2 separate regions of the Homo sapiens genome follow, and region 2 is linked to region 1. A link is an interaction called in ENCODE POLR2A ChIA-PET data of the cell type or tissue named here. Cell type or tissue: MCF 10A. All regions are shown on one strand. Links, peaks and the distances in the headings refer to the core of each region. The heading gives the core; the rest is flanking DNA. Region 1 overlaps PKD1 (polycystin 1, transient receptor potential channel interacting). Region 2 overlaps TSC2 (TSC complex subunit 2).

The links. Peaks named below come from ENCODE experiments on the same cell type or tissue, not always from the same donor. Only the 100,000 strongest peaks of a DNase experiment are listed, where the experiment ranks them.
Region 2: POLR2A ChIA-PET joins it to region 1 with 5 read pairs; 2 of 35 experiments call an interaction of 5 or more read pairs at or near these places.

What each region holds. Positions count from the first base shown.
Region 1 is chr16:2,119,601-2,130,916 of GRCh38, forward strand. All of the region lies in intron 1 of PKD1 (polycystin 1, transient receptor potential channel interacting), which reads right to left. Among named protein-coding and RNA genes, the nearest start is that of MIR4516, 7.9 kb to the right of the region's middle. RefSeq lists enhancers at 4,272-5,113, 5,956-6,797, 8,982-9,091. In MCF 10A, for the core only: a CTCF peak has its summit at 1,940; DNase peaks (open chromatin) are centred at 1,971, 4,616, 5,571 and 8,248.
Region 2 is chr16:2,056,118-2,064,117 of GRCh38, forward strand. TSC2 (TSC complex subunit 2) reads left to right here. Exons shown (of 42, transcript NM_000548.5): 7 at 79-127; 8 at 527-652; 9 at 988-1,061; 10 at 2,630-2,756; 11 at 4,553-4,696; 12 at 5,754-5,891; 13 at 6,380-6,483; 14 at 6,855-6,936. Among named protein-coding and RNA genes, the nearest start is that of TSC2, 12 kb to the left of the region's middle. In MCF 10A, for the core only: no CTCF peak of the experiment used is centred there; no DNase peak of the experiment used is centred there.

The DNA.
Region 1 (11,316 bases), core at 899-8,898:
CCATCTCAGCCCTATGCCGAGTGCCACATGGACCTGTCCACCCAGGGCCAGGAAGGGCACGGACCCCCAACCCATCCCACGCAGGGCCAAGGCCCCCCATCCCCTGTCCACAGTCCCCCACAGAGCCAAGGTCTCCCAACCCTGTCCACAGCCCCCACACAGACTCGAGGGGCCCCCATCTCCTGTTCTGAACCCAACAGGGTGGTCCCACTGTGGGACCACAACCAGGTATGACTGTGTGAGAAGCAGGCTCACTACCAGGCTACCAGGGAGCACAGGGGAGCAGGCGCCACCTCGAGGCATAAACCCAGAGAAACAAGACCTCCAAGACGGCCAGGCACTGGGGCACACGCCGGTAACACAGCACCGTGGGAGCTGAGACGGAAGGATCGCCTGGGCCCAGGATTTTGAAACCACCCTGGGCAACACAGTGAGACCCCGTATCTACAAAAAATACACATTAGCCAGGCATGGCGGCATGCGCCTGGGGTCCCAAGTACTCGGGAGGTAGAGGAGAGAAAAATCACTTGAGCCCAGAGAGGTCAAGGCTACAGGGAGCTGAGATCGCATCACTGTACTCCAGCCTGGGTGAAACGGCGAGACTCTACCTCAAAAATAAATAAATACATACATAATTAATAAATAAAACATCAAAGACCAGCCGACCTAACTCCATCTAAAATACACAACTTCTACGCAAAATATAAATAAAATTAGAAAACAAACTACAATCTCAGAAAAGCACTAGCAACTTACACGACATACTAAAGGCCAAAAATACCCTCCTGACACACAGCTAATAAAGAAAACGTCAACTATTCCAGTTAAAAAGAAGAAAAGGAAACTGGGTGTGGTGGCTTATGCCTGTAAACCCAGTGCTTTGGGAAGGCCAGGAGTTTGAGACCAGGATGGACAGCATAGCAAGACCCCATCTCTACAAGGAAAAAAAGAATCAGCCAGGCATGGTAGTGTGTAACTGTAGTTCCAGCTACTCGGGGGGCTGAGGAGGAAGGATCGCTTGAGCCAGGGAAGTCGAGGCTGCAGTGAGCTATGATTGTGCCACTGCAGTCCAGCCTGGGCGACAGAGCAAGACCCGGTCTCGAAAGAAAACAAAGAGAAAGCAAGGAAAGAAAGATGGCCGGGCACGGTGGCTCACTCCTGTAATGCCAGAACTTTGGGAGGCCAAGGTGGGTGGATCATGAGATCAAGAGATCGAGACCATCCTGGCCAACAGGGTGAAACCCTGTCTCTACTAAAAATGCAAAAATTAGCCGGGCATGGCGGCGGGAGCCTGTAGTGCCAGCCACTCAGGAGGCTGAGGCAGGAGAATCACGTGAACCCGGGAGGCGAAGGTTGCAGTGAGCCAAGATCACGCCACTGCAATCCAGCCTGGTGACAGAGCGAGACTCCATCTCAAAAGAAAAAAAAAAGAAAAGAAAAGAAAGAAAGGGAGGAGAGAGAGAAGAAAAGGAGAAGGGGAAAGAGCCGGGTGCAATGGCTCCTGCCTGTAATCCCAGCACTTTGGGAGGCTGAGGCGGGCGCATCACCTGAGGTCAGGAGTTCAAGACCAGACCGACCAACACGGAGACACCCTGTCTCTACCAAAACTACAGAATTAGTCGGGCGTGGTGGCAAGCACCTGTAATTCCAGCTACTCAGGAGGCTTAGGCAGGAGAATCACTTGAACCCGCGAGGCAGAGGTTGCAGTGAGCTGAGATCGCACCCCTGCACTCCAGCACCCCATCCTGCAAGAGTGAAGCTCCATCTCAAAAAATAAAAATAAAAAAAAAAAGGATGGAGGGTGAGAGGGAGGGAGGAAAGAAAGAGAAAACTCCAAAAACAAAAAAAGAAAAACCAGGCAATTAGAAGAAGCACAATTGGTCACAGCCGTAGGAAAAACATCCCATGTCAGTAGTCAGTGAAGAAAAAGCAACAGAAACCACAGGGCGGCAGCATGTCTCTCTTTTCAGAGCTGCCCGAGTTACAAACCAGGTCCTGGAGCTGGTGATGCGGAGGTGAGTAGACAGAGAGCTGGGGCAAACCGAGAACTCCACCTCCCCTCGGCCTCAAGCACCTCGGGGGTCACTCTGCCGCCCACCCTGGGCACCCCTCCTGGTCCCACGCACTCCCAGTAGTGCTCCTGGCACAGGACTATGGCTCCGCAGGTCTGCACACCACCCCCCTGCTCCCCAGGACCCCGAGGCCTCACCTCCTGCCACGGGCCTCTACTTCCCCAGGTGTCACCCTCCCCACGAGTGACCCAGCAGGTGCCTCCGCCTAGACTTGCTCTTCCCAGCAATGACCACCCGGCAGCCAGCCCCAAGCCGGGGCGGCCTCCATCCCTGAACACCCGCCCAGCCCCTGCCAGCCTCCAGCCCTGCTCCTCCCACCGGAGCTCCGCTCCCACAGGAGCCTACCCGGCGCAGGAGAGACGCACACACAGGCTGCCCGGTGGGGCCCGGGGCCAGGGCAAGAGCTTGAGAAGGGAACCAACAAAGAAGGGGACCAGAGGCCACCCCAGCTGAGGGGACAGAGCAGCCGAGGCCTTCTCCGTGCCAGGAAGCAGCACCAGCCACGGACGGTGGAGCCAGGCCCTCACCTGGGCTGGGTGCCCAGACAGATGAGACGCTGGGCACTGGCTCCCGGAGCTTCTCGTTCCATCTGCGGATGGAGGGCACGGTTGGGGGTGCAGTTCCCTTCCCCCAGGGGCTGTGGGACACTCAGAGAGCCTATGCCTGTGCCCTGGGCTCCGGGAGGGGAGAGGATCTGGGGGCCAGGCACACAGGGAACGGCCCCTCCGGCAGGGCCACCACTTCCCCCCTAACTGAACCCTGCTTCTCTGCCGTCCCCTCCTCTACACCAAGGTAGGGACACGGGCTGAGGTGCTCCCCACTGCCCATAAGGATGGGTGGGCCCACAGCCGCGCTGCTAGGCATCCACACCATCCCCGCCGTGGGGTGGGACAGGGTGGTGGCTGGGAGACCAGCAAGAGGCCATTCTCGAGACAGGGTGAGGCAGCTGGACTCACACCCACTGCCCAAGCACCATGCCCGAGGGGGAACACTGTGCCGTGAGGAACTGCAGTTAGACCTGAGGAGGGACTTTCCAGCGGCTGCGGCGGCAGCAGAACCAATGCTTTAGGGAGAAATGAGGCACCGGGACCCGAGGCGCAGGAGCCCTAAGGGGCGAGAGGTGCTGCAGAGGCCACGGTGAACACAGGCAGGCCCCCTGGAAGGGACACAGCTGTGAAACTGCCCCAGGGAGGGGCACAGGCTCTCGCACCTGCCCCCAGGCATGGGGAGCAGCTCCCACCCAGGCCACGGGAGAAAGGAAAGAAGGAAAAGCCTGAAGATGTTTGGCCACACCTCATTTTCTGGAAAATCCATCAAGAGTGGCTGCTGCTGGGAGCTGACAAGCCAGGGCAGGGGTGGGGGCAGGTCAGCCGAGGACCCCAGAGCCCCCCGGCTCCCCGCCCATCCCACTGTGAACCAGGCCTGGGGGTGCCATGGACACTTCTTCCACGCCAGCAGGCAGCCCTGCCTGTCACCGGTTCTGGCCATGCACTCCCTGCGTGCCAGGCTCCAGGCTGGCTCCTTCTCCCGGCCCTCACCCCAGCCCAAGGCCCAGAAATGCAGCAAGGTCTTGGGGACCCCGCTCGGCCGAGCTCCCAGGGCCCAGGGCAGTGGAATGAAGCTGGGGCCCAGACAGGAGCCAGGTGCAGTCCCCCAGCCCCCAGGGTGTGGAAGCGTCTGCCCTGGGTAGGACTCAGGTGCCCCCTGGGTGTGGAAGCATCTGCCCTGGGCAGGACTCAGGTGTGGGCTTCAGGGACAGGGAACAGCACAGGGGTCCCCGTGGAGTCCTCACCTCGCTTGCTCCCGTACTTTTTCACGTCTCCATCTGCTTTTGCCATCGCCGTTCTGGGGGAACGCCAAGGCCTAGCCAGGCAGCCTCGCGCCAGCCCCCCCACCCCGCCCCTCGGGCTTCCTCTGCACCCGCCAGGTGACATCATCGCCGCTGTCTGATGCCCTGCCCCCACGTTCTGGTTCCCTGCAAGGATGGGGGACACAGCAGGGCCCAGGCATCTGGCAGCAGGACCACCGAGCGGCCCTAAGCCCAGGCAAGAGCACAGAGCAGAGTGCAGGGTCCTCTGGGGTCCCAGGCCCTTGCTGCCCCACGCACTCCTCACCCCAGTTCCTGCTATGAGCTGGAAGGGTGGGAGCCAGGTGCACAGGGACAGCCTGATGGGTGCCCGAGGGCCAGGATGTGCTCCCAGGGAAGCTGAAGCCAAGCTTGTCGGGAGGAGTACACCCCCATGGGGGGCAGGACGGTGCCCCAGCCCCGGGACACAAGGGGTCCCCAGCGCCGAGCGTCCGATCTGGAAGGCGGGAGGAGTTAGGACCATCCTAGCGTGGGACCCAGCGGGCTCCTTAGCGGCTGCTGGGGCACCACTGGGTGGAGAAGGAAGTCCCAGGTGTGTGGCCACAGTACGGGTCTTCACCCCTTCCCAGCACCCTTGCCAATCCTGGAGCAGGAGCAGCAACAGCAGAGGGTGTGGCCAGGCCTGGAGGCTGCCCCTCCACACCCGTCACAGGTGGGGCCACGTCCCAGGGCTGTGGGCAGCAGGGCCAGCCTGCCGGCCCGAGGTAGCTGACACGTGTCTCATGCTGCAGCGGGTCTGCCCGCCACCCGGGCGTGTGAACCCCAGGTCGGGCCCCCTCGCCCTGGAGCCTCGGCCCCTCAGGGGTGTTCCCAGCCAGGCGCTGGCTCTCCTGCCCTCCCCCTGGGCTCTGCCCACAGTTGGCGCGAGGGTGGGTGAAGCCTGAGGCTGGCAGGGCCGGGAAGTCTTGGGGCTGGGCCTTCTGCCCCACAGGCGCTCCTGGGCCGGGGGAGCCGGGGTCGGGGAATGCAACAGTGGGACTGAGGAGAACTTCCCTGGGTGTGGGGCAGCTCCCGGGGCCCTCCCAATCCACAGCAGAGGGAATGGCCCCAGACAAACCAGACCTGCCTCAGAGTCTCACACTCAGAGCTGAGTGCCCCAGGCGCCCACTCCCCAGACCAGATGCTGAGTGGGGTCTGGGGGCCGGACGGAGCCCCCAAAGAAACATCTGCACATTCCAGACACGTGTGGTCAGCAGCGGGTGTGCGCCAGGCCCGGCACCCCCGCCCGCGCTGGCCGCCTCACTGGAAACTGGGCTGGGGGGACCGGCTCGGAGGGGCCGCCTGCGGAGCTTATGTAACCGCTCCTCCCTCGGCAGGGGCAGGACAGGACGCCAGACCCAGGGAGGCCCCATGCCCCCTGCCAGGCCCCGTCCTCTCCTGGAGGAGCTGGTTCCCCTCCGCCCAGCAAGAGGACCCCCAGGCCCGTCCCTCCCGAGAGCAGGCCCAGGGTGAGGAAATGGGCTGCAGTGTGGGCGCTGGAGAGGACAGGGGACAGGCGGCAGTGCCACCCCCACTGCGGCCCCTTCCTCGCTGGGCCAGCCGAGCCATGACCTCATCTGTTTCCCTCTGCGCTGTGCTCCTTTCTATTTAAGGAGAGTGAGGCGGCTTCCAGGGCCGGAAATGATCCTGTTTAAATTAACGGGCTGCAGTTTGGGACGGTGCTCATTTGAAAAAAAACAGTGCAGCCCCGGGCTGGGCAGATGGCTGCTGGCTCCGCCTACCACTTCCATGGGGAGGGCCAGGGAGGCCGGCCACAACCCTGGCCCCACGAGGGGTGGGGGTGGCAGCCTCTGATACAGGACGAGGCTGCCAGGCCCCAAGCAACAGAGCCCTGCACGAGGGTCTCTGGGTCCCAGACACGGGGTGTGAGACTAGCTGGGGAGCCCCAGGCTCAGCGGCATTCTGTCCTTACAGATCCCTCCCACGGCTGAACTGTCCCCAGGATGAGATGCCGGGGGTGACATGGGCAGCCTCAGGTCCTCCCGGGACCCACAGGCAGGCACAGGGATGGAGACTCCGGCCTCGGAGGCTGAACGAGGGAGATGAGAAAGGGGAGTCTGCGATGTCCTTGCCTACACAGATGGAAAAACACAGCCAGCTCAAAAAGGGCCGTCTGGAGACGAGCCCACCTGTGGGGTGTAGGAAGGAGAGCGCTTCATACGTATGCTACCTGCCGCTGGGGTCGGGGCCACCCTTCCAGTTCAAGGGGAGAATGAGGGCCGGCTCCTGGTGCCCCTGCACGCAGCTGACATGGAGCCAGGCGTTGTGACCCCCTTGCATCCCTCTCCACTCCCACCCTTCACAGCCTGTGTGGGCAGGTGCTGCACTGACCTTACGCTCCTGATGGGCACACTGAGGCTCAAGGGGCCCTCCTCCTCCCCCAACACCATCCCCCAAACACCTCCCCGGGCAGCCAGCAGGGTCCAGTGTGTCAATGGAGGAAGCCAAGGTAGGAAGAGGATGGTGGGGGGGGGGGCAAGCAAACTGGCCATCTGCGCCCGGCTGTGCGGGCACAGCAGTGCCCTGGAGAGGGCAGCAGCACAGATCCAGCGGGGCAGCCGGAATCCCATCACCCACTCGGCTGTGGGCACAGCCAATGATGGTACGAGCCATCCTGAGGCCAGGGCCACGATGCACAGTGGACGGGCTCAGAACCCGGAGCCCCTGTACTCCCACAGCTGTGACGTTCCCTGGGCATGGGCTTGCCCCAGCGCTGGCCTCATTCCTGCCTCAACCAGAAGGAAGAGCTGGCTTCCGCCTCTGCCTGGGCACAAAGCCCTTTCTGAGGTGGCCTCACAGAAGCCAGCCTGTCTTCAGATCATGGCGCTGCTAAGGTCAGGAATGCCAGGCTGGGCCAGGGCTGGGCCTCGGGAGCTGCAGGGAGAAAAGGACCCAGCCCGCCTCAGCCCCAGATGTAGCCCTTCTCCTGCCACCAGTGCCTGGGCACCCTGGCCCCTAGGCAAGGACAGCTGCCAAGCCATGAAGAGCGAGGTGTTCTGGGAAAGGGCGTGAGCTGCATTTTCCAGCTGCGCTCACTCTGCAGGGAGACTGTGGCGCCCCCGCTGCTGTGCCCGCAGACGTGCCCGGCCTCAGCCAGCTGGAGCGCAGGCAGCAGAGTGCAGGCCAGGCCCAGACAGCAGCGGGATGTTTTCATTCCAGGGTGCTTGGCGGGCTGGGCTGCCGTGGCCACTGCAGAGCTCCAGAAAAGAACATGTGTGTCTCCCTCCAAAGTATATTCCTTGCTGGAAAGCAGATCCCAGGCAGGGTCTCCCCCACGAGCAGGGGGAGAGGCACCCCAAGGTGGGGGAGCGAGGGCAGTGGCAGAACCACCCCATACCCTAGGGGACCCAGGGAGGGGCTTGCAGATGCGGGACCCACATTTGGCAGCGGTGCCCGGCCACTGTCACCAGATGGTGGCCAGCGCATCACCCACTCATGGGCCAGGATGGCAGAGGAGATCCACAGAGACGGCTCCAGCAGGAGGCCCTCATAGAGATGCCCTGGCCTCAGAAGAGCCAACAGAAAGCCGGGAAGGGGGACGTCGAGGCTCAGGCTTGGCACAACCTCCCCAAAGCTCCCAAAGACTCTCGGTGCCCACCAGCGACAGCGCACACCGCCACCACCTAACAGCAAGAATGCAGCGGGGTCCGCACATCAGGGCGGGCACTGAGCGGAACTCAGGCAGTGCCACTCGCCAGCTTACGTCAAAAGAACAAAAGGAGTGAGGACGGTACTCGCGGCTCTGCCAACACTTCCCAGCCCCGCACGTCTCACACACACCAGAACGCGTCAAAAGGCACCAATGGGCAAACACCCAGATGTAGGCACAAGCAGGAGTGGGCCGGGTCTTGTGAGCCCCCACAGCCACGCGGCCCTGCGCTGAAGGCACCGAGGCTGGGTGCTGAGGGGTCCATAGGAGTCCACCCGCCCAGGCTGCACTGGCTCCCGTCGTCCAGTGTCTGGTCTAAGCACAGGCACAGTGTCTGGCTCTCACCCTCAGGCTGTTACACTCTGCTCTGTGGCAGGGCAGGTCTCACAGTGCATGGAGGACAGGGGAATGGGCCCCCGGAACCCCTGAGGGAACCGACAGAGCTACTTTAACAAGGTATGATTGTTGGGGCTGCCAGTGGCTGAGCCAGGTCACTGCTACACTGCCCTGCAGGGTGCATCTAATCATGGAGCCCACTTTACAGGTGAGGAAACTGAGGCTGAGAGACTGGACCAAGGTCACACCAGAGGTGGAGGCGCTGGGACGTGAACCCAGGTCTGACTCCAGGGCGCAAATTCCCTACATCTGGGTTCCCAGCCTCCTTCCTGAAACTGAACAGGAAACTAGAGAGAAGGGACACAGCAGGGATGAGCCAGGGAGGGAGAGGTGGGAGGGGCTGGCAGGGAGGGAGAGGTGGGAGGGGCTGGCAGGGAGGGAGAGGTGGGAGGGGCTGGCAGGGAGGGAGAGGTGGGAGGGGCTGGCAGGGAGGGAGAGGTGGGAGGGGCTGGCAGGGAGGGAGAGGTGGGAGGGGCTGGCAGGGAGGGAGAGGTGGGAGGGGCTGGAGGGAGGGAGAGGTGGGAGGGGCTGGCAGGGAGGGAGAGGTGGGAGGGGCTGGCAGGGAGGGAGAGGTGGGAGGGGCTGGCAGGGAGGGAGAGGTGGGAGGGGCTGGCAGGGAGGGAGAGGTGGGAGGGGCTGGCAGGGAGGGAGAGGTGGGAGGGGCTGGCAGGGAGGGAGAGGTGGGAGGGGCTGGCAGGGAGGGAGAGGTGGGAGGGGCTGGCAGGGAGGGAGAGGTGGGAGGGGCTGGCAGGGAGGGAGAGGTGGGAGGGGCTGGCAGCACCCAAGCAGCTGCACCTGGGCGCAGGGCCCCTCAGCCCCTCGGGGAGTGCAAGCACATCGCAGCCCGACTCGGAAGCGCCACTGCCACCTCTGTCTGTCTATAAACCAGGGCACTAGTGTGGGCCCCAGGCACCCTGTGCGGCTGCAGGGGTCTGCCCCAGAGCATGCTGATGAAATCATCACCACGGCTTCTCAAAGAGCCTCAATTTCCTGGTGTGTAAAATGAGACCAGGAGTGGCTGCAACCCTGCGGTGCCGTGATGAGGTATGGAGAGACAAGAACACAGAGGGCTCAGCGCGGAGCCCGGCGTGGCCACCGCGGGGAGAGGGTGCGGACTCTTCCTAGACCTTTTCTTTTTGAGACAGAGTTTCACTCTGTCTCCCAGGCTGGAGTGCAATGGTGCAATCTTGCCTCACTGCGACCTCTGCCTCCCAGGTTCAAGCGATTCTCCTGCCTCAGCCCCCAAAGTAGCTGAGACTACAGGCATGCGCCACCACGCTCAGCATTTTTTTTTTTTGAGACAGAGTCTCGCTCTGTTGACCAGGCTAGAGTGCAGTGGTGTGATATTGGCTCACTGCAACCTCCGCCTCCCGGGTTCAAGTGATTCTCCTGCCTCAGCCTCCTAATTAGCTGGGATTACAGGCGCCCACGACCACACCTCGCTAATTTTTGTATTTTTAGTAGAACGGGGTTTCACCATGTTGGTCAGGCTGGTCACAAACTCCTGACCTTGTGATCCCCCCACCTTGGCCTCCCAAAGTGCTGAGATTACAGGCGTGAACCACCGCGCCCACCCTGTTTTTTTTTTTTTTTTTTAAAGACCGTTTCCTAGTCGCCCAGGCTGGAGTGCAGTGGCACCATCACAGCTAACTGCAGTCTCAACCTCATAGACTCAGGGAATCCTCCCCCCTCAGCCTCCCAACTAGCTGGGACTACAGGCGCCACCACTAATATCTATTTATTGGTCTCGCTATGTTGCCCAGGCTGGCCTCAAACTCCTGGCCTCAAGCCATCTGCTCTCCTAAAGTGCTGGGATTACAGGCGTGAGGCACCGCGCCCGGCTGGACAGTGGTTTTGATTTACGTTTCCCTCATGACTAATGAGGCCGACCATCTTCTCACACGCTGTTGGCCATCTGTGCGTCTTCTTTGGAGAAATCTCTGTTCAGATCCTGTGATTTTTTTTTTTTTTTTTTTTTTTTTTTGAGACAGGGTCTTGCTCTGTGACCCAGCCTGGAGTGCAGTGGTGTGATCACAGCTCACTGCAGCCTTGACCTCCTCGGCTCAAGTGATGTCCCACCTCAGTCTCCTGAATAGCTGGGACCACAGATGCATACCACCACGCCCGGCCAATGTTCTTTTATTTTTTAGAGACCGGGGTCTCACCCTGTTGCCCAGGCTGGTGTCAAACTCCTGGGCTCAAGCGATCCACCCACCCTGGCCTCCCAAACTGCTGGGATTCCAGGCGTGAGTGACCCCTTGTCCATGTTTAAACGGGGTCCCTGTCTGTTGTTGAATCATAGTGTTCCCTGTATGATCTGGATGCAAGCCGATACTGCATGGATGACCTGCAGGTGCTCTCTGTCTCCACAGTCGCCTCTGCAGTGGGAGCTCGGGTGCCCCACATTCCCAACTGCTGCAGACACAACCAAAGCCTCCCCATCCCTTCCCCCACCCCTGCCGGCAATCGCGTACAGGAGTGAGCGTGTGACTTCTTGTCCACATTTTTGTCCACAAGTTTGGCGAGTTTGCATCCGCGTCTAATAAAGAAACTACCGTTTCTCACGCAGGCACGTTCTGAACGCCCGAGTGCGGGAGCCACGTAAGACCCGGCTCAGGGACCCCGGGTGAGGCCAGCTGGACATGCAGGATGCAGGTCCTCACCACTGCCTCCGCTCGGCTGCCAGGGCTCTTCCTAGAAGACACAGGCCTCTCCTAGGCTCTCCTGACAGAGGCCCTACCCCTGCCCCCGAGTCACCTTGCCCCTTGGGGACTCTCTCTGGGCAGCTCCCTGTGGGAGCTTTGAAACCTGGCTTCAATGTCACCTGCACTGGGGGTCCTTCCAGGCCAGCCCCCTCCCCATCATCCATCTCTGTCCTTGGAGAATCATCTGCGTGTTGGTTGAACGCGGGCTCCAGTGATAACGGAGCCCTCGAGGGTGGCCCTCCTTCTGCTGAGGGCTCATGGAGGCCTTGGTGACAATCCCTAGTCCTCGCTCTCAGGATCCAGGGACCAGAAATGGGAGCCAGGGGCCCCTCCGTGGCCTGGCCAGCCCCCCAAGGAAGCTGTGTCTCTGGCAGTTGCGCTCTAAGGCATCAGGCCTAGGGGTCGCTCCAGAATGCCTGTCTTCCCCGACGCCAATCCCAGGCAGGGGCCCCGGGGTCTGCGCCTGCTGTCCCTACACTCTCCCACACTCTCCTGTCATTCAGGGATGCAGGTGGGAAAGGGCAAGGCCCCGGGTGCTCCTATATTTTACATCAGTGAACCAAGCACCTACCAAGTCCCTCGATGTGCCCAGTCCTGGACCCCAGCATTTGCGAGACAGCAGCAGAC
Region 2 (8,000 bases), core at 1-8,000, 64 kb before region 1:
AGAGTGACTAGACCACAGCCCGTGGTGGCTCGGCCATCCAGGCAGTGCTGCCGGGACTGAGCTCGGTGCTCCCTGCAGGATGATCTGTCTGCTGTGCGTCCGGACCGCGTCCTCTGTGGACATAGAGGTCAGTGCCTCCCCTCCCCAGGGCCGGCCCATTTCACCCTGGTTTCTGGGAGGCTGGGGCTTGGGGGTTGAGCCCTGTGTGCCACCTGCTGGCTGTGTAGCCCTGGGCAAGCTGCTCGGTCTCTCTGAGCCTCAGGAGTCCCCCATGTAAGTCAGGATAGCCGGGCGCCTCCATGTGGAGATGTAGCTCAGGGTGGATGACAGCATCAATGACCCACAGTGACAGGGACGTCAGGTGCTTCCCACATGCCCGCTTGCCCTGTGGCTTGGAGAGAGGGTGCCATGGCAGCGGGGAGAGGTGGCAGCGCAGGCTGAAGGAGGTGGGAAGGAAGCCTGGGTGTCCTCTCCTGTGGGGAGGAGCTGGGGTAGGACGGGCGTGAGCCGTCTCCCTCTCCACCAGGTCTCCCTGCAGGTGCTGGACGCCGTGGTCTGCTACAACTGCCTGCCGGCTGAGAGCCTCCCGCTGTTCATCGTTACCCTCTGTCGCACCATCAACGTCAAGGAGCTCTGCGAGCCTTGCTGGAAGGTGGGGTTTCTGAAACTGCTCTGGAAGGTTCCTGAGAGCACATGGATGGGACAAGGGCCATCCTGTCTCCCATGAATGGTTGTCTGATTCTTGGGGTGGCCAGACAATGGCCTGTTGAGGGACGGCCAGTGTCATTTTCCCAGGCAGTTGAGCTGAGGTCAGGGTTTTGGTGGCATTTTGAGAACCCTGCTGCCTCTGTCTTTGGGAGGAGATGGTGGCGAGCTGGCCGGACCTTGGGTGGCTATAGGGCAGCAGCCAGGCGGGGCCAGCAGCGGGACTGGGGCTGGGGGCAGGGCTTATGCCTGCCAGCCCCTGACACGCATTGTGTCTCGCAGCTGATGCGGAACCTCCTTGGCACCCACCTGGGCCACAGCGCCATCTACAACATGTGCCACCTCATGGAGGACAGGTGAGTGTGGTGGGTGGGGCGCAGGGCAGTGGAGGCCAGCACAGCCCTCGGGGCAGCTCCAGTGTCCCTTGCCAAGCACACACTGGCTTAGAGAGTCCTTGTCCTCTCGGGCAGCTGTTCCAGAGGCTGCCACTAGAGCGAGGCCCATGACTTCTAGGATCCAGCCCCTGTCCTCTCCTTCCTCTGTCAGTTCAACAGAATATCCACACCCAGCTCAGTGCCTGCCCCATGCTCGGACGTCCTCCAGCGGTGCTCCCCAACTACTTAGCCTGTTACAAGGCGAGGCTCGGGGTCTTGGCTTGACGTTGCCCTTGCCCTCACCCCCACAGCCAGGCTGTGGCCACTTTTGTTGCTTTAGCCATTAGAGATGGCTCAGCTCTGCCCACACCCTGGCCTCCCACCCATGCTGCCAGCTCCCCCTCCTGCTCTCCTGTATCCATCCGCGCCTCCTGAAGCCCACTCCATGCAGCACCCGGGTGGCCTTTTTCTGACACAGATATGTCGGTGTCACCCTTTGCTGGAAGCCAGGTGGTTCCCAGCGCCCTTGGGATGTAGGCTTCTCCTATGGAACCAGGCCCTGGGGCCAGCCCTGCCTCAGCCCTGCATCTCTCCCAGCCCTGCCTCGGCCCCTGCATCTCTCCCAGCCCTGCCTCGGCCCCTGCATCTCTCCCAGCCCTGCCTCGGCCCCTGCATCTCTCCCAGCCCTGCCTCGGCCCCTGCATCTCTCCCAGCCCTGCCTCGGCCCCTGCATCTCTCCCAGCCCTGCCTCGGCCCCTGCATCTCTCCCAGCCCTGCCTCGGCCCCTGCATCTCTCCCAGCCCTGCCTCGGCCCCTGCATCTCTCCCAGCCCTGCCTCGGCCCTGCATCTTTCCTTCCCTCCATCCTTGGAACCAGGCCCTGGGGCCCAGCCCTGCCTCAGCCCTGCATCTCTCCTAGCCCTGCCTCAGCCCCTGCATCTCTCCCTCCCTCCTCCCGTAGAACCAGGCCCTGGGGGCCAGCCCTGCCTCAGCCTGCATCTCTCCCAGCCCTGCCCCACCCCCTGCATCTCTCCTTTCCTCCATCTTGCCTTCTCCCCTCCACCAAGGGCTTGTGCATGCCCTGATTCCTCTTGCCAGCAGGTTCTTCCACCTTTGCCGAGTTACTCTGTTTACTGAGGTCTTAGCGTGGTCACTGACTCCCCCACCTCCCTGAGTAGTTTTTGCTGTGGCTTTCCTTCTTGGCTGTGATTGGAGGAAGAGATTTTGCGTTTACCTGGGAGATTATGTGGCTGGCGCCTGTCTCCCCCAGACTGCGAGGCTGTGGGCCATCCCTCTTGCCTGCTTCCTGTCCCTGGCATGACCTGTAGCTCACAGCGTGGTCAGCAGTGATGGGCTGCCGCCTGTGCGCAGGAGTGAACAAGAGTGTTACTGCTGGCCTCTGTTCCCTGCCCTTCCCCAGCGGTGCTCCTGCCCCCCCCAAGCACAGGGACCTCTGGGGCTGCTGCAGGAGCCTCGGCAACCTCACACATCCATGGCGGACCCTGGGACAGGGCCCTGCTCACATTCCGTCTCTCTGGGGAACACTTTTAGAGCCTACATGGAGGACGCGCCCCTGCTGAGAGGAGCCGTGTTTTTTGTGGGCATGGCTCTCTGGGGAGCCCACCGGCTCTATTCTCTCAGGAACTCGCCGACATCTGTGTTGCCATCATTTTACCAGGTAAGGCGGTTTCTGTGTGCAGTGAGCTGGCAGGAACGGGAGAGCTCCCCTCACGCCTGCCCACCCATCCCACTGGGGGTCCTGCTGCGGGGGCTGCGGTGGCATTTCTAGGCCTTTCCAGGCAGTTGCTTTGCAGCTGGGGGTGAGGTTTGGGGCCCTTTGTAGGCTTTAGTCTTTTTTTTTTTTTTGAGAAGGAGTTCTGCTCTTTCTGCTTGGCTGACTGCAATCTCCGCCTCCCGGATTCAAGTGATTCTATTGCCTCAGACTCCTGAGTAGCTGGGATTACAGGTGCCTGGTACCATGCCTGGCTAATTTTGTGTTTTTAGTAGAGACGGGGTTTCGCCATGTTGGCCAGGCTGGTCTCGAATTCCTGACCTGAAGTGATCCACCCATCTCAGACTCCCAAAGTGCTAGGATTACAGGCGTGAGCCACCATGCCTGGCCAAAGGCTTTTTTCTCTCTCTCTTTTTTTTTTTTTTTTTTTTTGAGACAGAGTTTTACTCTTGTTGCCCAGGGTGGAGTGCAATGGTGCGATCTCGGCTCACTGCAACCTCTGCCTCCCCAGTTCAAGCCATTCTGCCTCAGCCTCCTGAGTAGCTGGGATTACAGGTGCCTGCCACAGTGCCTGGCTAATGGTTTTTTTTTTTTTTTTTTTTTTTTAATGGGACAGAGTTTCGCTCTTATTGCCCAGGCTGGAGTGCAATGGCGCGATCTTGGCTCAGCGCAACCTCCGCCTCCCAGGTTCAAGCCATTCTCCTGCCTCAGCCTCCTGAGTAGCTGGGATTATAGGCATGGGCCACTACACACAGCTAATTTTTTATTTTTAGTAGAGACTGGGTTTCTCCACATTGGTCAGGCTGGTCTCAAACTCCCGACCTCAGGTGATCCGCCAGCCTCAGCCTCCCAAAGTGCTGGAATTATAGGTATGAGTCACCGTGCCCGGCCAAGGCTAATGTTTTGTATTTTTATTAGAGATGGGGTTTCACCATGTTGGTCAGGCTGGTCTTGAACTCCTGACCTCAGGTGATCCACCCGCCTTGGTCTCCCAAAGTGCTGAGATTATAGGCATGAGCCACTGCGCGCAGCCCAAAGGCTTTATTCTCAAGCAAACCTTACATCTTGCGAGTTTCACCTTCTGGAGTTGGCAGTGGAGGGGTGAACGCTGCCTCGGGGGTAGCCGTTCTCTTGCTGTTGGCGGCTCTGTTTTGTCAAGTGCTGGTCTTGTCCTGTCTCTGCAATGACGCCGTGGCACAGACGCTGGTGGTACAGCTTCAGTTTCCGCAGTGCCCCGTGATGACAGCGCTTTTTGTGTCCGTCCTCGTTCTGTGCTCACAGCTCCCTGGAGGGTGGGGCGATCACGTCGTCCTGGTTTTATAGTGATGAGCTGCGGTGTGGGTCACAGGGCTCTCCTGATCCTCTGCTCTTCCTGCTACCCCCCTCCCCGTAGGGGCGGTGGGGGGATGTTGTCTTTGTGCACAGCTTGCAGCCGAACTCAGGGCAGCTTTCAGTTGCTGCTGGGCTGGCCCACCGGGTGCCCAGGATTCAGTTGCTGGTCTGTCCGAGTCAGGGACTTTGCAGGCAGGCATGGGGGTGGGGCCCGTCTGGGTCCTGACTGTGCTGGAGCATGTAGAAACCCCTCCTGGGCGCCCCACCTGCTGTTTCTGCGGCCCCTGATAAACGTGTGGTGGGCACTGCGCGCTCAGGCGTGCTACTCTCGGTCCCAAGGGTGACTGGGAGGGCGTCCCACAGCAAGCAAGCAGCTCTGACCCTGTGTGCTGGCCGGGCTCGTGTTCCAGGCCATGGCATGTCCGAACGAGGTGGTGTCCTATGAGATCGTCCTGTCCATCACCAGGCTCATCAAGAAGTATAGGAAGGAGCTCCAGGTGGTGGCGTGGGACATTCTGCTGAACATCATCGAACGGCTCCTTCAGCAGCTCCAGGTGGGGTGGGGGCAGGAGCTCCGGGGAGCACCGGGAACCCAGACAGGCAGGCTCGGCCCACTCAGAAGATGGTACCTTGGGCCCCATCTCTGGGGGTCCCGCAGAGACTGCCAGAACCGTGTTCTCTGGTGATTCGCAGTGGCGCTCATCCACCTTCCACCGGAGACAGGTCTGATTTTTCCAGACGTGGTGCATCGTTTAGGCCCCAGACAGGAATATGCAGTAGGTGAGCCGGGGCTGGGCCAGTGCTGTCCACAGTCCGCAGAGTGACCTGCAGGCCGCCTTCGTGGCCTGAGTGGGCCCCGGCACAGTTCCCAGAGGGATGCCAGTGTGGCTTCCGCATGACTTTGGAGGACCGCATTAGTCGAGTCTGTTAACCACAGCTTTAAGGAGGACTCCACGGCCACACGGGCTCATCAGCATAGGGGCCCTGGGGAGGCGAGGCTAGTATCCAGCAGCCTCAGGGCTGTGCCTTTTCCTGGAGCCTGGGGCGGGTGATGTACAGGAGGCCAGGCAGCAGAAGGGAGGCCGGGACTTCGCCGGGACTTAGCAGGGACTGAAGTCCTCTCAGAGCCTGTCGCTGGGCCAGAGCATTGCCCCCGACCGCTGGTGGCAGTGGCAGAGGTCATAGCCTGGGGCTTCTAAAAGAGGCTGGACCTGGGAGAGGCAAGAAAGGCTTGTAGTTGTGGCTACTCTTGGCCCTCCTGCCCGAGCTTCCTTCTTGGCCCAGCTGCATGGGCACAGCCAAGATTCCTTGGGGGGTGGGGTACGGGCAGGAACAGCAGCTGCCATCACAGCCACTGTGGCCCCTTGAGAGGATCTGGGGGGTGTCCTGGGCCACGTGGGTCAGGGTGGCCCCTGGAGAGGATCTGGGGGTGTCTCAACCCATGAGGCCCGGAGCGGCCTCAGAGGGCTGGGGGCGTCTGTCCCCATGCGGCCCAGAGCGGCCTGAGAGGGCTGAGGGTGTCTCCATGCGGTGGGTGTGTAGCGAGGCCTCTGGTGCCAAGTCCATGTGGGGAGTGGAAGTCAGCCTGTGTCATCGTGCCTGGTACTGCAGACCTTGGACAGCCCGGAGCTCAGGACCATCGTCCATGACCTGTTGACCACGGTGGAGGAGCTGTGTGACCAGAACGAGTTCCACGGGTCTCAGGAGAGATACTTTGAACTGGTGGAGAGATGTGCGGACCAGAGGCCTGTGAGACCCCCTCCTGGGTGGGGCCTTTGGGCTTTGGCTGGTGGGGAGGGGCCGGGTGCTGGGTGAAGTGCAGCTTTCTGAGCCTCAGAAGCCAAGGGCCAGGTGGGCGCCTGCTTTCCAGGTTTCTGCACTCGGCAGGGAAGGCTGGCAGGCACAGCACGTGTTTGGTAACAAGCTCGGGGCTAGCCCACCCATCAGTTTCCTCCCACCTGTGTGGAGCAAGCTTCCATCCGGCTCTGTAGAGTCCTGTGGCTCCCAGGCGGCCGCAGTCATTTTGCCAGGAACACTCAGCTTAGGGCCCAGGCTTTTCCATGGGTTTGGACACAAGTCTTCCCCGCTGCCAGGAGTGCCTTTGTGTCTGGGCTGTGGGCTGCAGGCTGTGAGGCGGCTGGGCTCTGACAGCAAACCAGCCTCTCGACCAGCAGCCCAGTGTGGAGAAGGAGAGCGCCGGAGGGGCAGAGGGGCAACACCGGCTCTTCTTTTGACAGGAGTCCTCCCTCCTGAACCTGATCTCCTATAGAGCGCAGTCCATCCACCCGGCCAAGGACGGCTGGATTCAGAACCTGCAGGCGCTGATGGAGAGATTCTTCAGGTAGGGGGTCCTCTGTAGCCTTGCCTGGCACCTGGAGCCTGGCCCTGTCTCTGTCTGGGGCCCACCCGGGCTGGGTCTCAGGATGCCCGATGAGCAGGGCCCTCCCCTCTGCCTCTGGAGAGCCCTGGCTCTGGGTGAGCAGGTGCTAGCTTGCTTTCCAGTCCAGCAGGACAGGTCCTCTCATGACGCCACTGGGCTCCCTCTTTTCGGGGGTCGTCTGGAGAGATGCTCCCTGGGAAGCAGAGCTCTGTGCCCTGTGTGCCTGGCCGCGGGAGGACCCAGAGTCGGGCTGGCCTGCGCCAGGCAGACGGGCTGGTGTGGGGCTGTGGCCGGGCACTCCCCACCCGCCCCAGCAGGCTGCCGTCCCGCAGGAGCGAGTCCCGAGGCGCCGTGCGCATCAAGGTGCTGGACGTGCTGTCCTTTGTGCTGCTCATCAACAGGCAGTTCTATGAGGTGCGTGTCCAGGCGGCCGCAGCTGGGGGCTCAGGGCTATTTCTCCGTGGGCGGGCTGTCTCTGTTGTGCACGTGCTCCCGCAGAGCCGGGCTCTGCCTGGGACTTCGGTCCTGCCGGACCCTCTGCAGCCCCCAGCGTGGTCTGTTTACCCCTGTTCATTCACTGGCTTGCTCGTCCTGGGTGCCTCTGCCAGGCCTTGACACGTGGCCAAGTAGCAAGGAAGGCACAGTGCCTGCCCTCAGGGAGCTCCGGCCGGTTTTCACCCAACACAGGAGCCTCTTAAAAATTCTGTGTGAGTTCGTTTCAGCCAGTCTTGCATGGGGACATTGTCTTCCGTTTCAGTCCTGACGTTCACCCTGTGCACCTGCGTGATCGCCAGCCCTGCCTGGTCTCTCCTCTGCGGGCTCTCCCTCTCCACTCCCTCCTCTGGGAGCTCTGTGGCCCCAGGCCCACCTTCCTTGAGAGACATTTGTGTGCCTGCCAGTCATACCCCTTTCCCAGGAGGCGCAGCTTAGGCTCTGAGGCTGTCCCTTCCCACCGAACTCCTCCCTGCAGCCTCGCAGTCCTGCCCTCCTGAGAGCTGCCCACTCTGCTCCTCTCCCCAGCGTCCACTGTCCTTGAATTGCCCTTTGCTGGGCATTGCGATCCCGCATTCTGTCTGAGGGAGCTAAGGGCCTCCTGGAAGTTCCTCTGGGTCCTCTGGCTTCTCCCATCAGGGCTGGTCTTGTCCTGGTCTCTGTTCCTGTGGAACTTTTTACCTGCTTCTGTGAAAACTCACGCTGTCCTCAGCACAGCACGCACACACACGCATATTCACGCATGCACAGGCACACACGTGCACATGCCCACGCGTGCACACAGCCACACACACCCTCACGCACACACGCACAGCACCATGTGGGAGGGGTTCTCGGCTGTGACAGTGAAGGGCAGGGCCTCACCTCGGCTGCTCCTTGTGAGTTGTGGGCCCCGTGTCTGTGCCCGGCCGCCCTGCGGTGCTCACCAGCCTTCTGAACGAGGAGCTGGACAGGATCCCTGGAAGGGGCCCCGGGGTCTCTGAGTC